Regions from separate parts of the Homo sapiens genome. Here region 1 is linked to region 2. A link is a loop called in an ENCODE intact Hi-C map of the cell type or tissue named here. Cell type or tissue: Caco-2. All regions are shown on one strand. Links, peaks and the distances in the headings refer to the core of each region. The heading gives the core; the rest is flanking DNA. Region 1 overlaps FMN1 (formin 1). Region 2 holds the start of LOC124903458 (a long non-coding RNA gene).

Region 1 (10,528 bases), core at 1,029-9,028, 160 kb after region 2:
ACACGGAACCAATCTTGCTAGTTGAGTCTCACCATTGGGTACAAGAGTAGGACAATATGCTGCAGCTACTCTATCTTGGGGAGAACAGAGGAGGGCAGAATGTTCCATGGGGCAGGGTACTCACTCATATCCTGAGCTACCCAAGGCACTGCGCCCTTTCTCTCCTACCCACGAGCCCCCATTCATGGTCTGTCTCAAAGACAGAGAGTTTCTACTGTTTTTTTTTTTTTTTTTTTTTTTTTTTGAGACAGAGTCTTGCTCTATCACCCAGGCTGGAGTGCAGTGGCTCAATCTCGGCTCACTGCAAGCTCTGCCTCCTGGGTTCACACCATTCTCCTGCTTCAGCCTCCCGAGTAGCTGGGACTACAGGCACCCACCACCATGCCCAGTTAATTTCTTTTTGTATTTTTAGTAGAGACAGGGTTTCACGGTGTTAGCCAGGAAGGTCTCGATCTCCTGACCTCGTGATCCGCCCACCTTGGCCTCCCAAAGTGCTGGGATTACAGGTGTGAGCCACTGCGCCCGGCCGAGAGTTTCTATCGTTATTGCCTACACCAAGGTGGGCCCAAAGAGGTCATCTCTGCAGAATGAGAAAATTCTCACAAATGCCGTTATTCCAAGAAAACTGCTTAAATTTCAAAACTCAAAGTTTTAAGTTTCCTCTCACATACATTCTATGACAGTTCTTACATGTTTTGAGCATTTTTAAAGATTTGTAAACCAACAAAATGCTAAAGTAGCAATTTTACTATTATCATAAATAAGGACATGGTGGTACAATCATAACCATTTTTAAAATACCAATTTTAAAGGCACTATGTGGAAACAAAGCCCCTGAAAGCTACTATTCCAACTCATGCTGGAGGTTTAGTCACACCCCTGGTCCAGAATGCTTCGTGGGTAACTTTCATATTCGAAAAGTATTCTTCACAGAACAGGCTTCTGCGAACTCACAAGGTGGAAGGCATGGAGCCTGGAGCTGTAACATCCTACTGCAAACATAGGGAAGACCACATTGGAACAGTGTGCCCCTGCCAAAAGCCATGTGCTCCCTTCTTTACAGGTCTATAAAATGGCATGTGTGATTAAATAAGATTTCACTGAAGTGCTGGAAGCCACACACAGTTGAAACATGGACTTGGGGATGGCAGCAATGCCACCAGCAACAGATAGTGTAATGTACCCCCCGTGAGAGGGGAAAGGTGGGAAAGGAATTTTTAAAAATCTTTGGTCACGTTATTATTAATCATGTTATTTAATAACTGTGAGTACTATTTAAAAAGCAACACGTCCCATTTCCTTCATACCATGAAAGCCAAGTCTGCCTGGGCTGGAGCGTGGAGCCCAACACTGGTTTTCAGAGGCTCAGATTCTTACATGGTCCTCTTAGTGCGTGCTTACCTCACAGAGTGGATAGATATCCACATGAATTTGACAGATTACACATAGGTAATGCTTTAGAGTTTTTTGAACATTTTCAGAAACAGTATTTTTAAATTTTATTTGCAAGGAAAAAATGCTTATCAGTGGCAAGTCAGGTAGGGTCATGTTCAACATTGGTCAATTATCTCACCCATTCTGATCACTTGCTCTGTTCCCGCCACTGGCTCTTCTTCTCCCTCTTAAATATATTCAGGCTCCAAGGCCCGCTCTCTAGACTCTTTTCTATCTTTTAAGAGACAAGGTCTCACTCTGTCACCTAGGCTGGAGCACAGTGGTGCAATCAAGGCTCACTGGAGCCTCCAATTCCTAGGCTCAAGTGATCCTCCCACCTCAGCCTCCTGAGTAGCTGGGACTACAGGTGTGAGCCACCGTGCCCCAGCCCTCTGTTTTATAATTAGCTATAAATTCAGCTACTCTCGTTCTGCCGATGAATCTCAAATCTCTATCATCAACTCCAAACTACATTCTCAACATCAGATTTGCATTTCCCCTGCTCTGCTGAACATCCTGACATGAATAGCTGTCCAGGAATTCCAATTATTCCCTGAATTGTCTACCATAACACAAATTTGTTCCTTTCCTTGTCTGAGTCACCTCAGTAAATAGCATCGACATTCACTAAGATGATCAAAACCTGGGATTTGGCTCCTCCTTTTGTACAACTCCTACGTTTAAATCCAATTCCTGTCTTTTCTACTTCGAAAACATAGTCTTGAATTCATCCATACTTTTCCATCTCAATTTCCACCAGCCTGGTCCAAGATGCTCATTTTTCACCTGAGCTACTTCAGTAACTTCCTTATCTACTTTTGCCTCTGTGCATTTATTTGTCTACACAGCAACCAGAATAATCTTTTAAAACATGAATGTAGTCAGGTTACTTTCATTTTACAAATTCTTTTAAGGCTTCCTGTAGAATAAAATCCAAATTCCGTCTCATGATCTTCAGGGCCCTGCCTAGGTGGTCTGCCCTAGTTCTAGTTGTATTCGCCCATCTTAATCTCTCAGTATGCCAAGCTCTCAGCTGCCTCAGGGCTGCCAATCATGGTGTTCTTTCTGCGTACGATGTGTTTTTCTTCTATGCTTCCTATAACTGGCTCCTTCCCAGACTTAAATGTCATCACTGTTCTACTCTCCCTACTCTTTTAAAGTAGGTTTCTTAATACCAGCCCTCTTCAGCCAAACCTAAACTTTCCACAATTTGTAATTATACAATGGGTTACTTATTTGCTCTTTTGTCTCTTGCGCTTGCTAATTATAAGTTTATCTGTCCTGTTCATGACTATATAAACTATGCCTGGCACAGTACCTGACACACTGCTGACTCTCAAAAATGGGCTGAAGAAATTTTCTCTATTACCCTTTTCATTGCCATTCCCCTATTATACAGTTGTCTGTTTAGGATTGGCTCTCCTGACTACGTTGTGAGATCTTTAAGCCGGGAGACCGTCTCTTATCTTTGCTCGGCACAATATCTGACACACTGTGGGCCTATTCATAAAGAATGAATGGTTAAGATTAGGTACTCAGTAACCTTTTCCCCAAATTGTATTAGACCTGACATATAAAATCAGTGTGCGAGATGTTGTTTAGAATAAGTAGTTTTGAGAGGTCAAACAACAATGACACTGGTAGTAATAACAGCACATTTTGGATAAGGCTGTTTGGATAACAAAACTCGAATGATGGAAATAGTAGTTAGAAATCACTCAAAGTGAGACTCAAGGGAGCTGACCCTCCCTCTGGATGTCAAAATCTATCACTGACTTAGCAGTGGGGTCCCTAGAGTGTTTCTCAGAATAGTGCTTCCCACACATGTCAAGAGGGCCTAATGGCTGCTTCTTTCACAAGGGTGGTGGGGAGACACGTGAGGTCAAGTGTCCCACAGCCCATAGAGAAGCAGCTCTCCAGGGAGAGTGGAAGACTCTCCAGGGCCCTGCTTAGCGCAGCCTGAGAGGCTACAGGCCAACAGTGAAGGTGTTGAAAGACACTGAGATCGAATTCCCTGGGGGAAAAACGCTGCCCTGAGATTTAAGGAGAAAGAGGAAACAAGCCAAAAGGGTATGCTCAGAAACTGATGGAAAGGGCTAATGTCATCAGATCAAACCAAAGGAAATTAAAGGAAGATTTAGTGAAAAGAGGGCAAAAACAGAATCAAAGGACCCCAGGGAAGCGCAGACCAATTTAATGAGAAACCAGGAAAGTAGTGAGAACAACAAGGGAGTCTCTCTTCATCTATGTTTAATCCAGACTTCTTGCCATTTAATGCTAATGCTTTGCTCCATTCTTAAGTCATACCCACCTAGGAGTTTGCTTTGGAGTTTGTATGTAGGAACGAAGAGAGACCCACCTTCTATTAGAACACTACATGATCTCACACTATCATTACAATATTCCAGGCGGCTTCCAGATAGCATCTTAGCTGTGGAAATGCTATTCTCTTATGTCCTTCCCAGTTTTCCTAGCGCTGGCTCTTTCCAAAGCTACTCATTCTTATCTCCTTCAACTACTTTCTAAATAAACAAGCTGAGAAAACACACACAACTGATGTTTGCCTACAACTGATGCATTCATCTTGTTCTGAAACTAAGTAGAACTACAGGAGAATCAGAGGAGGGGATTCAGGGATGGCATGTCCTCAGGCCTGTTGCCACGTCTCCATTAGGCTCTGAATATGCGTTTATTTTTATAGCTCCCTTTCATGAACAGGTTGTGTGAGACAGAAGTCTTATTTCCAAGGTTCACTTTACTGAGTGGCCTCCAGTCACTCTTTCCAAGAAGAAAGATGGAAAATTATGGTCCAAGCAGCTTTACCGTCCATCTAGGAACCAAGGAGAATGCTGGACCTCAGCCACTCACCAGCTTAAACTGTCATTTATGAGCAACAAAATGATTGTCTTTGGGTCTCGGCAGCATTATCTTGAGCAGAGTTTGTGGCGGTAAGGCCCAGCTAATCACATTTGTCTAATTTTACATTCCCATCACTTTCACAAATGGATTATTACCTACTATTCACTTAAATAAAACAAAGAATGATCAAGGAATCTTGTCGTTCTAGATGAAAATCATAACATATAAGAAAATAGCATTAGTTTTCATGTTTGTACCACTTTCTAACAAAAGAGTTATAATCATTTCACATTATTGTCTTGTTCATCTTTTTAACGACCCAATGAAGAAAGGACATACAGGCCGGACGCGGTGGCTCATGCCTGTAATCCCAGCACTCTGGGAGGCCGAGACAGGTGGATCATCAGGTCAGGAGATCGAGACCATCCTGGCTAACATCCGTCGCTACTAAAAATACAAAAAGAAATTAGCCTGGCGTGGTGGCGGGCACCTGTAGTCCCAGCTACTCGGGAGGCTGAGGCAGGAGAATGGCGTGAGTCCAGGAGGTGGAGCTTGCAGTGAGCGGAGATTGCGCCACTGCACTCCAGCCTGGGTGACAGAGCAAGACTCCGTCTCAAGAAAAAAAAAAAAAGGACATACAGATTGCTGGCTCTCCTTTATAGCAGAGGTCCAGAATGATGTGACTAACTTAAGAACATGAAGTGAAAGAGGTATGGATAAAGAAAAACATGGTTTATTCACACAACTGAATAATGTATAGTGGTTAAAAGGAATCGGACCCAGGCTGGGTGTGGTGGCTCATGCCTGTAATCCCAGCACTTTGGAAGGCCAAGGCAGGTGGATCACTTGAGGTTGGGAGTTTGAAACCAGCCTGACCAACATGGTGAAATACAAAAATTAGCCGGCATGGTAGCAGGTACCTGTAATCCCAGCTACGTGGGAGGCTGAAGCAGGAGAATCGTTTGAACTCAGGAGGCGGAGGTTGCAGTGAGCCCAGATTGCACCACTGCACTCCAGCCTGGGCAACAGAGCAAGACTCTGTTTCAAAAAGAGACAAAGTAATTAGATCCATATGTATCAACATCAATAGATATTAAAAATTAGGATGCAGAATGGTAAGCCCAATATGGTTCATCCTTTCTGTAGTGCAGAATGTCAGAATTTCTTCTTAATTTGGTAAATTTTGATTACTCCAAGTCGTACAAAGGGAAATTCCATTTTCCAAATTAATGGAGCTAATTGAAATGTGATTTTGTAATTCTTTATCATTTAGCATGTTTTTTTTTTTTCTCACTGGGTTTTTGTAACAGTGAATAGACTCTAGCTTGGCTGTAAGAGCTAACAATTTGGATAATAGTACTGCTTTGCATCTACTGCACTCTGCAGAGGATGATTCAAAAAAGAGGCTACTCATCTCCCCTGAGGATGAAAGATAAACATTTGCGGTTAAAATATTGTCACGACTCAGACAGAAGAAGGGATTTAGCCCTACCACTTGGCTCATGTTCCCTCTTAACCAAATCATATTTTTTTAGTAACCTAATAAAATTACTGGGAATAGAAAGCATACATTCCGACTACTAGAAATATTGATACAACAAAGGAACACGTTAGTAGTTTCAACGTCTTTTACTTAAGGATTTCAGAATTCCTCCCAGTGAACAGGGAGATAGGTAGGTAAAATATAATATTTCCTGGTAGATGACCTAAGGCAAAACTCTTTATCTGCTGGCACCTATGTATATTTGCTACACATCGAATGTTTTGTCATCCCCTAGAGGAAAGACACTGGTGGATGGCAAGAATGTCAGTATTTGTTTACTTGGAGCAAGAGGCAGGTCATTTGGTCACAGACTCAAAATGCAATGTGCAAGAACTCAGAAACTGGATAGCAAAACTCCAGCCCAAATGAAGCAAAATTTCCTTCTCTGCTTTCTCAAGGTCTACTCTAGTTAATATTGATGTAACTAGACAAATACCCAATAACAAAAATTTGCCATGCAATATATAATCTAAGATGGCACAACAGTTTATGAGACCAAGCTATTATTCCTACTAAGTTAAAAACATGCGCTCCGGCGAAAGTTCTGTCAACCTTACAGCTCTTTAAATGCATGCATCCAGGAGGACTAGACAAGCCATCTTCTGCTTCCAGCTGCTAGTGTTTCTAGCTGGTGAATAACACAGGCCCCCAGGAGAGGGGGGTGAAAGATAGTTTTCAAAGATTGGAAAATTTCCTCCAACTTACATTAAAATTAATATTAAGGGCTCTATATGTGGCTGCTGGAGTAGAATGGTGGGAATCTAATCAAGAGCCCGTGCCTTCCTTTGAGGCCAGTTTCCTAAAATTGGTTCTCTGTGCCTATATTGCATGAGCTGAAAGCATATGGATGCAATCACATTCCAAGATACCTTATTTGGTGTTGGTATGGACTGGGCATATTGTCTCAGCTTACAAAAGCAATAAGGATTCTCTGACTCCTGCCAATCCATGTAAATCACTCTTTTACCTGTTTAAAGGGTAAGATTCGTGAGTGAGGAAAATAGTTACAACTATTTTGTTACCAGCATATATAACCATGTTCTATATCTAGATAGAACTCTTCAAGTTGTGAGACCTCAGTAGTGGGAAGGGAGACAAGATTTAGACAAATACCCACACAGAAATGAGGGGGGACACATTTCTCCCACGTGGCAGAGTTAGGAGGTACTGAATCCAAATTTTGTCCTTATGTAGAGACCTTATGCTGGTTGAGAAAGCAAAATAACTAAATAAGGATTACTTATATCTGCAACTCATTTTAATGTCTTCTTTATTTTTAAAAGCAAATGGACTAGTGAAGGGAAATTCACTTCTCTGAATACAGGATCATCCCACATTCAGGCTATCCAAAATTTGGGGGATCTGGAAGGCCAAAGACCAAAAATAAAGTAAAAAAAAAAAAGTAAATGAAGTTATTGGATATGAAATAACAAATGACAGGAGATTAAAATCTTCTAATTCTTGTGTCTGGCCATATAACTGAGTGCCACTGACCATTAGATAAAGACAGATTTTTAAAAATAATCACCCCTATTGTAAGGGATAGTCACTCCTGACTCATTGTCTTCTCTTCTTCATTAGTTTGATTGTTTTTCCCTCCAGATCACATTTTTGGAGTTGTTCTTTTGGTGAGATAGTGGTTGAAATAGTTTAATTTTCCTTTTTGAGTCCTGTTTTCACCTCTAGATGAATTTGCTTTTATGAAGGAATTCCATTCCATTTATGATCTAAATGAGGAGGAACTCCTTTAAATTCTTTCCTTTTTTGGACAGCTTCAACCTGTATTTCACTGAGTACCACTGCATGGTAAGTAAAGAGGATACTATAAATAAAGTGTGAAATAGACATCTTCCCTCTCGTATCAGCTAAGTAATTTCTCAAATATTTAAAAATTGAAAGAAGTGCCACAGAGGTAACAGAAAGAGGGGCAGTTATATTATTGAGTAGAAACCTAATTTTCCCAGGAGTATATGTAAGAAAAGCCCTCCCTGTCCGAGGAGACGTCATCATGTGAACTCACATATGAAGAAAGGTGGAAATCAATTAGGGGTAGGAGCAGCGAGGGCCCTGGGGAGTGTTCAAGTAGTGCAAATGACATCTAAAGACGGGATGAAATGTAACCTTTCAGATCGGGAGGGCAGGATCCAAGCCACCAAAAAGTCTAGTGGTTTGTATCCTCCAAACACCCCCCACCACTATAATCTCCCGCCACTTACTCAACCACTCTAGTCCAAGGCACCAAACCCCCATGCTGGATTCTTAACCTGTCCTGATTGAGGTCCTCCTTTAAGTCACATAGATCCAGCCCATCTGAGTTCAATTTCCTCCTTTGTAAAATGGAGATAATAATAGTGCTTTCCTCAAGGGTTTTTTTATTCAATGAGAAATGAGATATTACTTAGTATCAAACTTGGCTGAGAGTATTAAATAAATGTTAGCTAATATTATTTTTACTTTTTTTTTTTGAGACAGGGTTTCGCTGTGTCAACCAGGCTGGAGTGCAGTGGTATGATCTCGGCTACTGCAACCTCCACCTCCTGGATTCAAGTGATTCTCCTGCTTCAGCCTCCCGAGTAGCTGGGAATACAGGCACCTGGCTAATACCGTTGCTAATAATATAACGCACATATCATGGAAGCTTGGGAAGTTTTTATAAAACAGGTGGGGCTTGATGGCAGTTTTGAAGGGTATTTGCTGCTTGCCTAGAACACGGGAAGTGGAGCTGGCAGTCCAAGCTCAAGGAGCCCCAGGAGCCAGGGCTTTGCAGAGGCTGCAGGGGAGGAAAGTGTGTGTGGGGTGGGGAGGTTGGTATTGCATAGGTCCAGGGAGGCAATCATGAGACTCCCTAGACCACAGGAAAAATCTTTTGTGGGAATAGTAAGCTTGGACAAGTAGACTAGAGACTATGAAGATAATCTCTCAGAGACTGACACAAATAATCCACTCATGCAAATAATCTCAAAGAATGCAGCCTTTTTTTTTTTTTTTCTAACTTCTGATTCTTAAGGATGAAGAATGTGGGTGGGGATGCCTGTTCCCGGTGTCAGTAAGTAAAATCTTCTGGTGGGGAAGTATTTTGAATATTTGCAAAGAAAGTTCAATGCTCTCCAAAGTGGAGGTAGAAACTGGCACCAGGGATTTCTGTGTACCTGCCTAGAAATACAGGGCTTTAATCTACAGCCAATGTGAACTTTTGTAACTCTTTAAAACATCATCATTTCTGAGGGACTTCAGACTCTGTTCTGTAGGTCAGCACCAGACCAACAATATAGAGTTCCTGTGATCACTTATGATTTGAAACATAAACTCAGGCTTTGAATGTTTTAAAAACACCCGTATAACTATGGGTTGTTTAAAAATAGCTATACCCCAAAGAGTTTATTTCCAACATCTGACATGAATGCATTTTGCAGCGATTTGTTATGCAAATAATGGTAGCAGGGAAGACATATGAAAAAACATTGACCCTTCTCAAAGCCCGATGGATTTAATGCTTTTGTTAATTCTGAATTCCAAGTCTAGGGGTTGTCTGTTTGTGGTGTATAAAATAAAATACTATATGCCTGCCTCAACTTTCCTTCTGATGAAGCTGTAATTTGCAAAGGAGCTATTGTTCCTCTATGGCTTCCCTAATTTTTCTTCACAGACAACTGTGCTTCAGTGTGGAGAGGGGTTTCAGTGTATTGGCTGTTGAGATGATGCTGTGAGTATTTTCAAGGCAGAGGGGGCTGGGTGCGGTGGCTCACACCTGTAATCCCAGCACTTTGGGAGGCCGAGGCGGGCAGATCATGAAGTCAGGAGATCAAGATCATCTTGGCCAACATGGTGAAACCCTGTCTCTACTAAAATACAAAAAATTAGCCAGACATGGTGGTGAGTGCCTGTAATCCCAGCTACTTGGGAGACTGAGGCAGGGGAATCGCTTGAACCCGGGAGGTGGAGGTTGCAGTGAGCTGAGATCGCGCCACTGCACTCCAGCCAGCAGAAGGAAGAGCTTTTTGAGATGGAGACTCAGGTAGTGCTTGGAATTGCTGATAATCCAAGGCCTGATGATACGGGGGTTATTTGCTGAAGCTTCTATTTCAACTCTCCTTTATGACCCCGGGTTACCTAAATATGTTGCCTTCTAATGTTGTTTTGTGAGAGGTAGGAAGTAGGGTAGACATCATCAGTCTTAGATTTGTCAATGGGAGAAAACCAAGGGACAGACTTTTTTGCCGCCATTTTGTCCTTCTAAAGTGTTAGCTCCTTTTTCCCACTTTACAACTCCTCCTTTCTCCCCTCCTCCTCTGCTCTGCTCTTCTCCACCGCCACCACTCCCAGCAGCTGTTTATTAAATGCCCACTGCATGCTAGCTTTCTAATTTCTTCTTGTCTCTAATGGTCATATTTTAGGATGTCATTCCTCTACTGACAGCTACCACTTCTAGAGTAATCCTAACCTGTAATTCTTTTCTTAGAGGATAAGTAGAAAATACGTAATGGGAGGTGGGGGGAAATGGTTTTGATCTTCAATTAGTGTAACTGATAGGGAGGAAAGGGCTTGGGTTAAGGGAATGTCTTATGAAGCAGCAGCTGTTTTATAAGGGACTCATCTGGAGAAGTGGGGTGTATCCTCTACTGATAAGGGAGAAGACCCACAGAAAGCCAACTAGCATCAAAACAGCCCCAGCATCCAAGCACAGAGGAAGTG
Region 2 (10,528 bases), core at 1,266-9,265:
AGGTGTAAGAATAACCAAACACAACAAAGATTAGGAGTAACGAAGTGTTTTCATGCAGTGCCGCACCCCAGTGAGGTGGGCTGGCTAAAAGGATGTGATACAAACTGATATCCAGGGAATGGCAAAGAGGAGTAGCTGGGCCTGTCCATCATCTCTTATCATGACTCACAGCCCTTGTTTAAGGAATTTGAAGTCTAGGTGGATGAAAGGGACATCAAACTTAAAATGCATAGCTGCAACCTACTAGATAGAAGCTGAGAACCCTATATGTGGATCAGGCAGTCACTACTGGAGTTCAGGAGGGGAATAAGGCATTGGCCCCTAGAGAAGACATCACAGATCAAACTTGAGCTAGACTTCCTTGAGGACGGGTAGGATGTAGATGATAAAGATTCAGCTTCAGGCAGTAAGAAGTGAAAAGAAACATACTTTTTAACCAGTATGTGTTGAGTGGAGGGTGGTTATGGGGAAGGGAGGGTGGCAGGGAAGGCTGGATGCATTTAAGGCTGTCGCCAAGTTTTTCTGCTTAAAGAGCATCTGGGCACAGTGGCACATGGTCTATATTACTCAGGGCCCTAAGCTCACCTGAGAAGCTCCAGCCTCCCTTCTGCACCTTGCCCACAGAATGTTCTGTAACACTTCTCTGTCCTTGCAGATAAATAGGCTGCCCCAAATCTAGCGATACCCTCGATGGTGGCAGGGGTAGTAGCAGTGGCATTGGATGGGACGGTGGGTTGGATATTTCCCTTTGTATTGGTCAAATACATGCACAGATGGCACCAACACCACGGGGATCTCTGGAGATGAAGGTAGGTATTTCTTCAGTCACTCAGCACTTAACAACTGTCAGAGAGGGCCGGGCGTGGTGGCTTATGCCCGTAATCCCAGCACTTTGGGAGGCCGAGGCGGGTGGATCCCGAGGTCAGGAGATTGAGACCATCCTGGCTAACACGGTGAAACCCTGTCTCTACTAAAAATACAAAAAATTAGCTGGGCATGGTGGCGGGCACCTGTAGTCCCAGCTACTCGGGAGGCTGAGGCAGGAGAATGGCGAGAACCTGGGAGGCGGAGCTGGCAGTGAGCCGAGATGGCGCCACTGCACTCCAGCCTGGGCGACAGAGCGAGACTCTGTCTCAAAAAAAAACAAACAAAAAAAACCAAAAAAACTGTCAGAGAGATAATAGGAGAAATGTGCCCCTGCACTCGCACTGCACAGCATGTGCCGGATCATCTGTGAAATGGATCTTTCCTCTGGGAGCTCCATCTTTTCCAGGTGATTGTTCACTTGGACATATTTGATTATAAGCTCCCAGAGTGTCAGACACGGACTTCTCATGGCAAGTTAGACGATCCCAGGTGCCCAGTGGGTGGCAGTGCAGTGAGTGGCAGGAGGAAAACTTTCCTGCTGGCTTTTGGTCTGACCAAGACAGAGTGATACTTATCCAGGGCCTAAAATAACCATAGCAATAGGCCTTGCCAGAAGGGATCTGTGGCAGGCTCCTGGCACTACTGGTCAGTTCCCCCAGTGGCCTGTTCAAGTTTTTCTTTGCATGAGACAGAGGTTATGGCTGAGGAAACAGCCAGGCCAGGAGGCTAGCCTGCCCTGCAGAAGCCCAGGGGACCTTCCTGATGCCATCTTTCTGGTATGACAGCTCAGCAGGCCTGTGTCAACAAGCCCTGCACGGTTTGGACAAGATGTGAGTGACTAACGTTTTCCTCTGGAGCAGCAGGAATGGATGGGCCTGCTGGGAAGAATCCCTTTGCTGTGAGCTACCTAAGACGCCTGGCTCCTGAATTGAACCAGCAGGTCCCTTCTCTGTATCTTGCTTGCTTTCCTTTAAAAAAAAAAAAATCCTCAGCAGATGATGGGAGGAATTATTTGCTGAGTTTGTCCAGACTCTGAATAGCCCTTGGTCACTGAAGTGTGCAAAAACATGGCAACAATGCAGGTGCTATGGTCTGAAAATGTTTGCAAAGGAAGGAGAGGAAAGAGCAGTTATTCTGACAGTAAATGATACATAATACTAATATTGGAAGGATTATTTTTTCCCTGTGTGGTCAGTGAATAGAATTTTTGGCAGTCGTCTATCATTTAACTAGGTCTGTATAGAGCACACTGGAGCCTGGTAAGGACCTCTGGCTTTTTTTACAGTCAGAGTTTTGGTGCCTAGGGGTCTGGGCTGTGGACAGGCGAGATGTACCTGCAGGCAGGGAGTGGTCAGCTTGCTCTCAGCTTGCCAGATCCGTGACTCTGACGAGAGAGTTATCAGTACCTACAGAGCTTCCTCCTGCAGCCTGCCTACCCACCCAGGCCATCTTCTGACACTGCCTCAATGTGTCCATGCTCCAGGCAGGTCAGATCACCTCCCTCATTCGGTTTGGACATCAAGGAGACTGTGTGAATGACCATCAGCCTCTCTCCAGTCTACCCAAAGGTATCAGGTATCCAGCACTATTCTGATGGAGAAGCAGTAAGAGTGAGCCTACCTTAGATCTATTAATAGAGCTCATTCAGCCAAGGAAAAGGATCCAACTAACCCAGATGACTACATGAGCCTAGGTCATTCACATGTAGCTTTGGTGAGTAATGAGAGATGCACGCATGATACCCCTGCTCCTGTCCTTTGGTGCCCTGCACCCCTCTCAGGTGCTCTCCAGAGTCAGCCCTTCTGACTGCAGGGCAGACCCCAAAAGGAGATCAGCTTTTCACCTCGATTACCCCTAGTACTTAAGACATTTGCCTTCATGAGTTTTTGGTAATCAATATTGTACAGCCAGTAATTTAATTTTTTCATGGTATCAATCTGATATTAAAGCTCTAGTATCTGGGAAGAGCACAGCAAAGCTTACCTGACTGACTCCACTATTATATTTGGAATGGATAATTGAGATATAATTTAAAGGGTAGAATATATTCTTTCTATAACTGCAAAAGTTTGCTATAACTCACAAAAGGAAATACAAAATTGAGTAATAGTGTTGGAGGAGAAGGAAGCAAATATTTATTTTGTATCTACTATGTGCCAAACACTTTATGTATTGTATTTTGCCCTCAGAAATCATATGCAGATGATTCTATTTTACAAGGGAAAGTTGAGGTTTAGAGCAGGTGAGCAACATGCCAAGATGGAACAGAAGGGGCATAGAACCTGGATTCAAGTCAGAGCAGGGTTTACACCCTCGGTACCATTTAGATGTGGGTCAGATAATTCTCTGTGGTGGAGGCTGCATCCCTGGCCTCTACCCACTAGATGCCAGTGGCATTTCCCCCATTTGTGACAACAGAAAATGTCTCCAGGCCAGGTGCGGTGGCTCATGCCTGTAATCCCAGCACTTTGGGAGGCCGAGGCGGGCGGATCACCTGAGGTTGGGAGTTCAGAGACCAGCCTGACCAACAGGGAGAAACCCTGTCTCTACTAAAAATACAAAATAAGCCGGTTGTGGTGGTGCATGCCTGTAATCCCAGCTACTAGGGAGGCTGAGGCAGGAGAATCACTTGAACCCGGGAGGCAGAGGTTGCGGTGAGCCGAGATTGCACCATTACACTCCAGCCTGGGCAACGAGCGAAACTCTGTCTCAACAAAAAAAAAGAGAAGAAAGAAAACATCTCCAGACATTGTCAAATGTCCTCTGAGGGTCAAAATCAGACCCGCTGTGGAGACCCATGGCTCTAGAGGCTTTGTTTTTTCTGCCATCACACACTCGGAGGGAAATTTGGGGGTAACTTTAAGGATGCTATATGGATAACTTATGTTTCAGTATTTTTTCTTATGAAGATAATAAAAGCTGTCGTGGATCATTTCGAAAATAAAATAAAGATTGTTTAGAATCGTACCACCTAGAGATACCCACTTTCAGCATTTGGCTATGTTTTCTTCCAGTCTGTTTTCTGTGCACACATAGGTAGTTTTTAAAATCATACAGTAAATCTTTTATCTCTTTTTATACTTAATATTATATCAAGAACCTATCCCTATATTAAAATCAGTGTAATTATTTTTAGTAGCTGCATTATATCCTATTATATGTTTATGCCTCAATTTACTCAAGCATTTTTGCAAATGGCCATTTAGAGTTTTTCCAGTTTATCCCATCATAAACACAGCTTCAATGAACATATTTGTGCATAAACGTTTGTGTACAGTCTTGATAAATTCTCTGGGGTATATATTTCTATGAAAAGAAGAATAATTGGGTCAAGCTCTGTACCTATTGTTTAGGCTGCATTTCCTACATACTGTCAGGTTGCTTTCTGTAAGTGTTGGACTTATATGGCTGTGCTTTCTCTCTCACTTGTTTGTGGGTGTCTTGTCTCACTTGTTAACTATAAGTATTAACTTTTTAAAGTATTTTAATTTGATAGGCAAAAATGGCATTTCATTGTTTTATTTGTGTTTATTTGATGACCAATGAAACAGAACATCTCTTCCTATTATATAGCTTTTTGCTTTTCTTAGTCTCTGAAATATTTGTTAATACGATGCATTGCTTCTTTATTAGATCTAATTTTTGTCTATCCACTTTAAGATTTGTTTCTTTCCATTTTCACATGTAGACTTAAAACTACAGTTCTTTAAGCTATTTAGCAGCAGTAGAGGAAGACTTGAGGCAAGTTGGAGGAGAGATGAAGGGGAGTGCTTTTGTATAAATTGGAGATCACCTCAACTATAGAATTAACTGAGCCCTGAAGTTGGAAGAAGAGGGAAGAATGGCGAGAGAGGAGGTAGTGCAGAGGTGTGCGGTCAGGATTTCCTGTAATGGCCACCAGGTGGTGCCATCTGCCCGGGACGATTTGATGTCTCTGGTGCAGGAGAGCGGAGAGCTGGGGAGAGTATTAATAAGGTGGTCACAAGCGAGGTGATTGGAGTGCCATTCATACATGTGGGACATTAGTTGGGCCTCTGTAATTAACCTGTCAATGATCATGAGTTGGTGCACGTGTGTTTGTGTGTAGAGCGGGGAAGAGAAGATTAGGGCTGTTAAAAAAAAAGAATATATATATATATATATATATATATATATATATATATATATATATAATATATAATATGTTATATATACACATATGTATACATATATACATATATAACATATATAATATATGAATGGCAGCTTTATTGAGATATAATTCACATACTATACAATTCAACAATTTAAAGTATACAATGTAATGGTTTTTGGTATATTCACATAGTAGTATCAATTTTAGATTTTTTATTGCCCCAAAAGAAACTCCATTCCCCTTAGCCATTCCCCCCATCTCTGCCTCCTTACTCCTTCCCTCAGTCTCCTTTCCCCAGACCCTGGAAACCACTACTCTACTTTCTATGTCTGTGAATTTGCCTCTTCTGGACATTTCATATAAATGGAATCAGAATAGGTGGTCTTTTGTGGCTGTCACTGCTTGTCCTAGCCAATGCTATACCAGCTTGACTTTGTGGCAGGAGGCATCAGGGTATCCAGATAGACTTACTGTTTTAAAAGAAACAGCATTTCCAGGCTGGCTAGGACAGAGAAAACTACGTAGAACAATACTTTTCCTACCTGGTGGATCATCAGAATTACCTGGGAAGCTTAAAATGAAAGATTCCTGGCCCCTAATCTCTCCAGGAATTCAAATATGGTAGTTCCAGGGAGTCTGAGCTGCTTGGGATTTTTTTCAGTGCCACCAGTGATTCTAATGATTGTCTAGCTGTAAGCAGTGGGACTCAAGTTTTGAACAGAGGCATGAGAAGAAAATGGCATTTCCCTGCAGATGGGCTGTACCAGCTGCAGCTTCAAGTCCAGTGCCTCTTGTGGGAAAGGAGCCACTCCCTTGTCATTCGCCACATCTACACTGCAACGCTGGTTTATGTCAGACTATCATCTTTGACTCGGCATGACAACAGTGCATATTTGAAGGCCATCAAACCAATGATATTAGCCTTGTTTACGGTTTAGCTGGAAAATATCTCCCATGTGGTATAGTAAGAAGAGCACTGAATTTGAATTCTGAAGCTCACCAGAGTGTTCCACTGACTAGTCTCAGGGCTACTGTGAGCACCCAGTGAGAGTGGCCATGAGAGGTGACACACTGCACAAGTCAGGGCACTGGAATCATGGGACAAGATGGGACCTTAGAGAATGTCTTGTCTGCCTGCCTCATTTCATAGTAGAGAAAATGAGGCCCTGAGAGGTAAAGTTCTTCACTGAAGGTCATACGCCAGCTATTAGTAGTGTAGCCAGCACCAGGGTGTCCTAGCCTTTGCCTCCTTCTGTTTCTCACTGTGCCCTCCTTCCCTACATTGCTCTCTTTTGGGATCTGAGGAATCATATTCAATCACCTTTCATTTTCAGAAATGAGGAAACCCAGGCCTCGTTTGTCCATGGCTACAAAACTAATTGATTTATATTTGCTTTGGATGACTAGGAGTTAAAATAATGACAGGTGAAAAATCCAAGATGGCGTTTGTATACCGCTTTTAAGAGCAATCCACAGCAGATTCAAGTTTTGTGAGGCCTGAAACTCATGCAATTTGAAAACTTTTTTCAAGAAAAATAACACACAATTGCAAATGAAAAGTTAGGTTCCAGGCCTTGGAAGCAGTCTGCGCCCATGAGGGGCCCTCATTCACTTCACTATAAATCCACCTCCAGGAGCAGTAATAAAGAGATCCCTACTCATGTTTGTGCTGCTAGGTTCTTCTGTTTGTATAAATAGCATGTGTCCTGCTAAGTCACCTCCACTCTTATAAAATGGAGGCCATTCTGCCAACACATGTGTATTGAACATCTCTTTATCTGTAAGGAATACAGAAGGGAACCAAGAAAGGAAACTAAGCTACCATCTCTAACTCAGGAGATGAGGCACAAAGGCAGAATGGAGGAATTCCCTCCCTGCTGTGGTCTGGGCCAGGGTGCCTATGGGAGCCCAGCCTCTAGGAGGTCTCCAGTTTTAATCTCAGATAATCTTCCTCTTGTAGTCATTCTTCTCCCTCTGCCTATCAAATGCAGATGTTGAGATGAGTAAACCCTTTGGGGTTTTTGGATGAAAAACTTTTCAAGATTTACATGACATTTTTGGGGTTGTGCCTACCCAAAAAAGTCTTATATCTCACATCACTGCCTTAGAAATGAATTAAAGGTGCATTTATCCATCAGGGCCACATTCCCCTAAAATGCACCTAATAGCACTGAAACAATTAGAATAACACAGGGATCCTGAATAATCCATGCCTCTTGTCAAGAAATTTTTTTCTATTTTTATTTTTGTAAAACAGCTTCCTTATCCAGTTGTGTTTAGTTTATTTAAACGATCACATCAGCATTAGGTTCTGGTTTGGGGTTTTTTTTTTTATTTGTTTGTTTAAGTCTCGTTTCTGACACTTTCTGAAAGATGCAACATGGAGATAGGCCAGGAGGGAAACTAGTTTTAGGGTGTTCTCATTACATTCATTTTATGTCATTTTTTATTATTAGGTTTACATTATTGAATTCCTGTGGAGAAGAGGAGTCAGAGCTGTGAATAAGTCATAAGTCCCTATAGGTAAAATCAAGTACTATTTGTCTCTGATCAAAATTGCCCTTTCCATTGATAGGAGAAATGACTGGGCCTCCTTGTCATCCAGAGTTCATTTTGTTTTTCGTGGCAGTTTCACTGTCTTTGGGAATTGAGCTTTTTGAAATGTTAAAGCACGAGAAGCATGAACACCTTGGCAGGGTTTGCAGTATCTCCTTCTAGTGCAGGATGGAGGGCTCCAGAGCTGGCAATTTGAGGAATGGCTGGTGGCTTCTGATGTCACCTGCCACTCATGTGTCCCTCCCTGTTTTGAATCATGGATCTCAAACATCCTCAAAAGCTCTTCCCTGGTAATTTCAAAACTCTGAACAAATCAATCCTAAGAAAAAATAAACAAACATGCAGAAGAGCAGAAGGATATTTAGGATATGGTTCTAATTAAAATTTTTAAGTTTTCCTTTTTCAAAATCCTGTATGAGCTATTAAATAGGGAAAAACAAACTTCTGAGTAGGAAAGAAATAAAGGCCATTACCCTTAGAGATTTTGAATCTTACAATAAACAAATAGGTCTTCTTTTCCCCGAATGTTTCTTCTTATCAACACAAGGGAGTTGAGTGATGGCTACAGCTCTAAAATACTGAACATGGCTGCCTACTGAATTCAGCATACATACGTAGGGATATGTTACATAAGATGCACATACATACTTTATTTCTATTAGCCTGTGAAACAGTGAACATGCCTGCTCTTATAAAGCTTCTAGTAAAGGAACTACAAAAGAAACACATCTACTGGGCATTCTCACACTGGCTGAGGTAGGTTGGAACCATCTGGATTCTTGCCTGTGGCATAGTTAACCTCGTGACTATCCAGTTTTCCAATTATCCAGGCCCATTTACCTCTGCTCCCACTCAGCGAGCCCTTTGGCTATTTCTCTGTTCATTGGCACCTAAAGTCAAGGAGAAAGAAACGAACATTTATTAAGTGCTATGTTTGTACCAGTTAATCTTCTCAATGAAGTATTATTATCACCCCTGTTTTACAGAGAAGGAAACTAATATTCAAAGAGGTAAGATAACTTGTTCAGGACCACATATGTTTTTAAGTATAGAGCTCATGCATTATAAAGTGACCACCCTAGCTAACATTTATTAAGCACAATATTTGCCAGAATTCTTGCAAAAAGCCTTACAAGGACTATTTTATTTTATCCTCATACCAACGGCTTAAGGATGGTATTACTTAAGTATTCTTGTTTTACAGATGAGGTCATACAGCTAAGGTGATGAGGCCAATATTCAAACTCAAGCATCTGGATTGCAGGCTGCACTTTTGATCGCCATGTCTAGCCTCCTCTATACACCTGCTCTGACCGATTTGGTATTCACCACGCCCAAGAGGCTACTGAACACCTGAAATATGGCTGGCTGGAGTTGTGATGTACTCTAAGTATAAACTACACACCCTATTTGGAAGACAGTATGCAAAAAAGAATATAAAAAGTCTCTTTGGCAATTCTTTATATCAATTACATGTTGAAATGATAATTTGGATATATTGGGATTAAAAATTATTTAATTTCACTATTTCTTTTTACTTTTTGAAGTGAGAAGACTAGACAATTTAAAATTACAAATGTAGTTCATATTCTATTTCTATAGAACAGCACTGCTATATACTATTTTAAAATAATATATAAAGGGGACTAGAACTGACTCAGGCCAACATTATTTTTCATCAATAGTTCTAGTTAAAAATTTGGTTGGAAGTGGGTGGATGGGAAGGTTGAAGCCCATTTTTAAAGATAAGTTTGGTGTTTTTATGAATTTGAGTTATGTGTGCTTTCTTCACCCGTTTTACCATGTGTGGGTAAGAGACTTGCCATTTTTAAGAATCAGAAGAATTCTGTGAGGTGTATTTCCAGTGTCTGTGTGTAGTGCTGCAGCTGTCTGAGCGTATTGCCGGAGGCACCTCCTTTGGACTTTAAGGCACGAATTGCTCATCACTGTCCACACAGCTTTGTGGCCGCCTTTGAGTCTATCTCTTTTAACATAACATTGAGTTCTGGCTCCAGGTCTGGCACAAAGTTGATAATAACTAGTGAATACTGTTTTGTTTGGTTTGTTGTAGTTTTATTCTTTTTTTTTTTTTGAGACAGAGTCTCACTGTGTCGCCCAGGCTGGAGTGCAGTGGCACAGTCTCGGCTCACTGCAGCCTCCGCCTCCTGGGTGCAAGTGATTCTCCTGCCTCAGCCTTTCGAGTAACTGGGACTACAGGCACACACCAGCATGCCTGGATAACTTTTTTGTATTTTTATTACAGATGGGGTTTCACCATGTTGGCCAGGCTGGTCTCAAACTCCTGACCTCAAGTGATCCACCCGCTTCGGCCTCCCAAACTTCTGGGATTATAGGCATGAGCCACCGGACCCACTTTATTCTTAATACCTATTGCCAGGCAGAGGTTACATGGATATAAAAGAGAGAAATTGGGAATATTTGTATGAGATGGGAAACCACAGGCCAGGAAAGCATTACCAAAGGGTTGTAGAGGATTTAGTCTGGGCCCCTCCCCAACGTACACACCACGTGCCTTCTCCTCTCGAGGCTAGAATTAACCCTCACCCCACCACCAGCTGCCAAAAAATAGTAGTAGCTGCTGGGAACTCAGAAACAGAAAAGAATTTTCTATGAGATTACTGTCTAAAACAAATGTTTATTCTAGCCATTTATAAAGAACACTTATGGATTTACAGCAGCTTAGGATAGTGAAAAAGAAGTAGAGGAATGGTAATTAATTCAGGTACGAATTTGTAAGGCCAAGTGAGAATCACGTTCCTTGTCGTGGCCCAAAAGGCCTTGTCAGACTCAGATGGAGTCTCCTCGTTTTAGTCTACAGACATATGGGTGGAAGTGACATGATGGAATAATTACATTCCCAAGCCGTGTACCCAAAATCTGTGCTAGGACCACTCCCCTGGCCAGTGCGGAACCAGGTCAGCTGGTGGAAGGGGCTCTGAATGGGCACAG

What was found. A loop is a pair of places that touch in the nucleus more often than their neighbours do. Peaks named below come from ENCODE experiments on the same cell type or tissue, not always from the same donor. Only the 100,000 strongest peaks of a DNase experiment are listed, where the experiment ranks them.
Region 1: it touches region 2 in a loop (5-fold over the local background); 16 of 110 quality-filtered maps call a loop at or near these places.

What each region holds. Positions count from the first base shown.
Region 1 is chr15:32,822,936-32,833,463 of GRCh38, forward strand. All of the region lies in intron 17 of FMN1 (formin 1), which reads right to left. Among named protein-coding and RNA genes, the nearest start is that of GREM1-AS1, 110 kb to the left of the region's middle. In Caco-2, for the core only: no CTCF peak of the experiment used is centred there; no DNase peak of the experiment used is centred there.
Region 2 is chr15:32,658,041-32,668,568 of GRCh38, forward strand. All of the region lies in intron 10 of ARHGAP11A-SCG5 (ARHGAP11A-SCG5 readthrough), which reads left to right. The region is part of intron 2 of SCG5 (secretogranin V); the gene reads left to right. It overlaps SCG5-AS1 (SCG5 antisense RNA 1), which reads right to left. Exons shown (of 4, transcript NR_135505.1): 3 at 8,399-8,448; 4 at 7,662-7,877. LOC124903458 (a long non-coding RNA gene) reads left to right here and starts at 5,551. Exons shown (of 2, transcript XR_007064573.1): 1 at 5,551-7,525; 2 at 8,763-9,080. In Caco-2, for the core only: a CTCF peak has its summit at 4,743 (motif pointing right); a DNase peak (open chromatin) is centred at 4,771.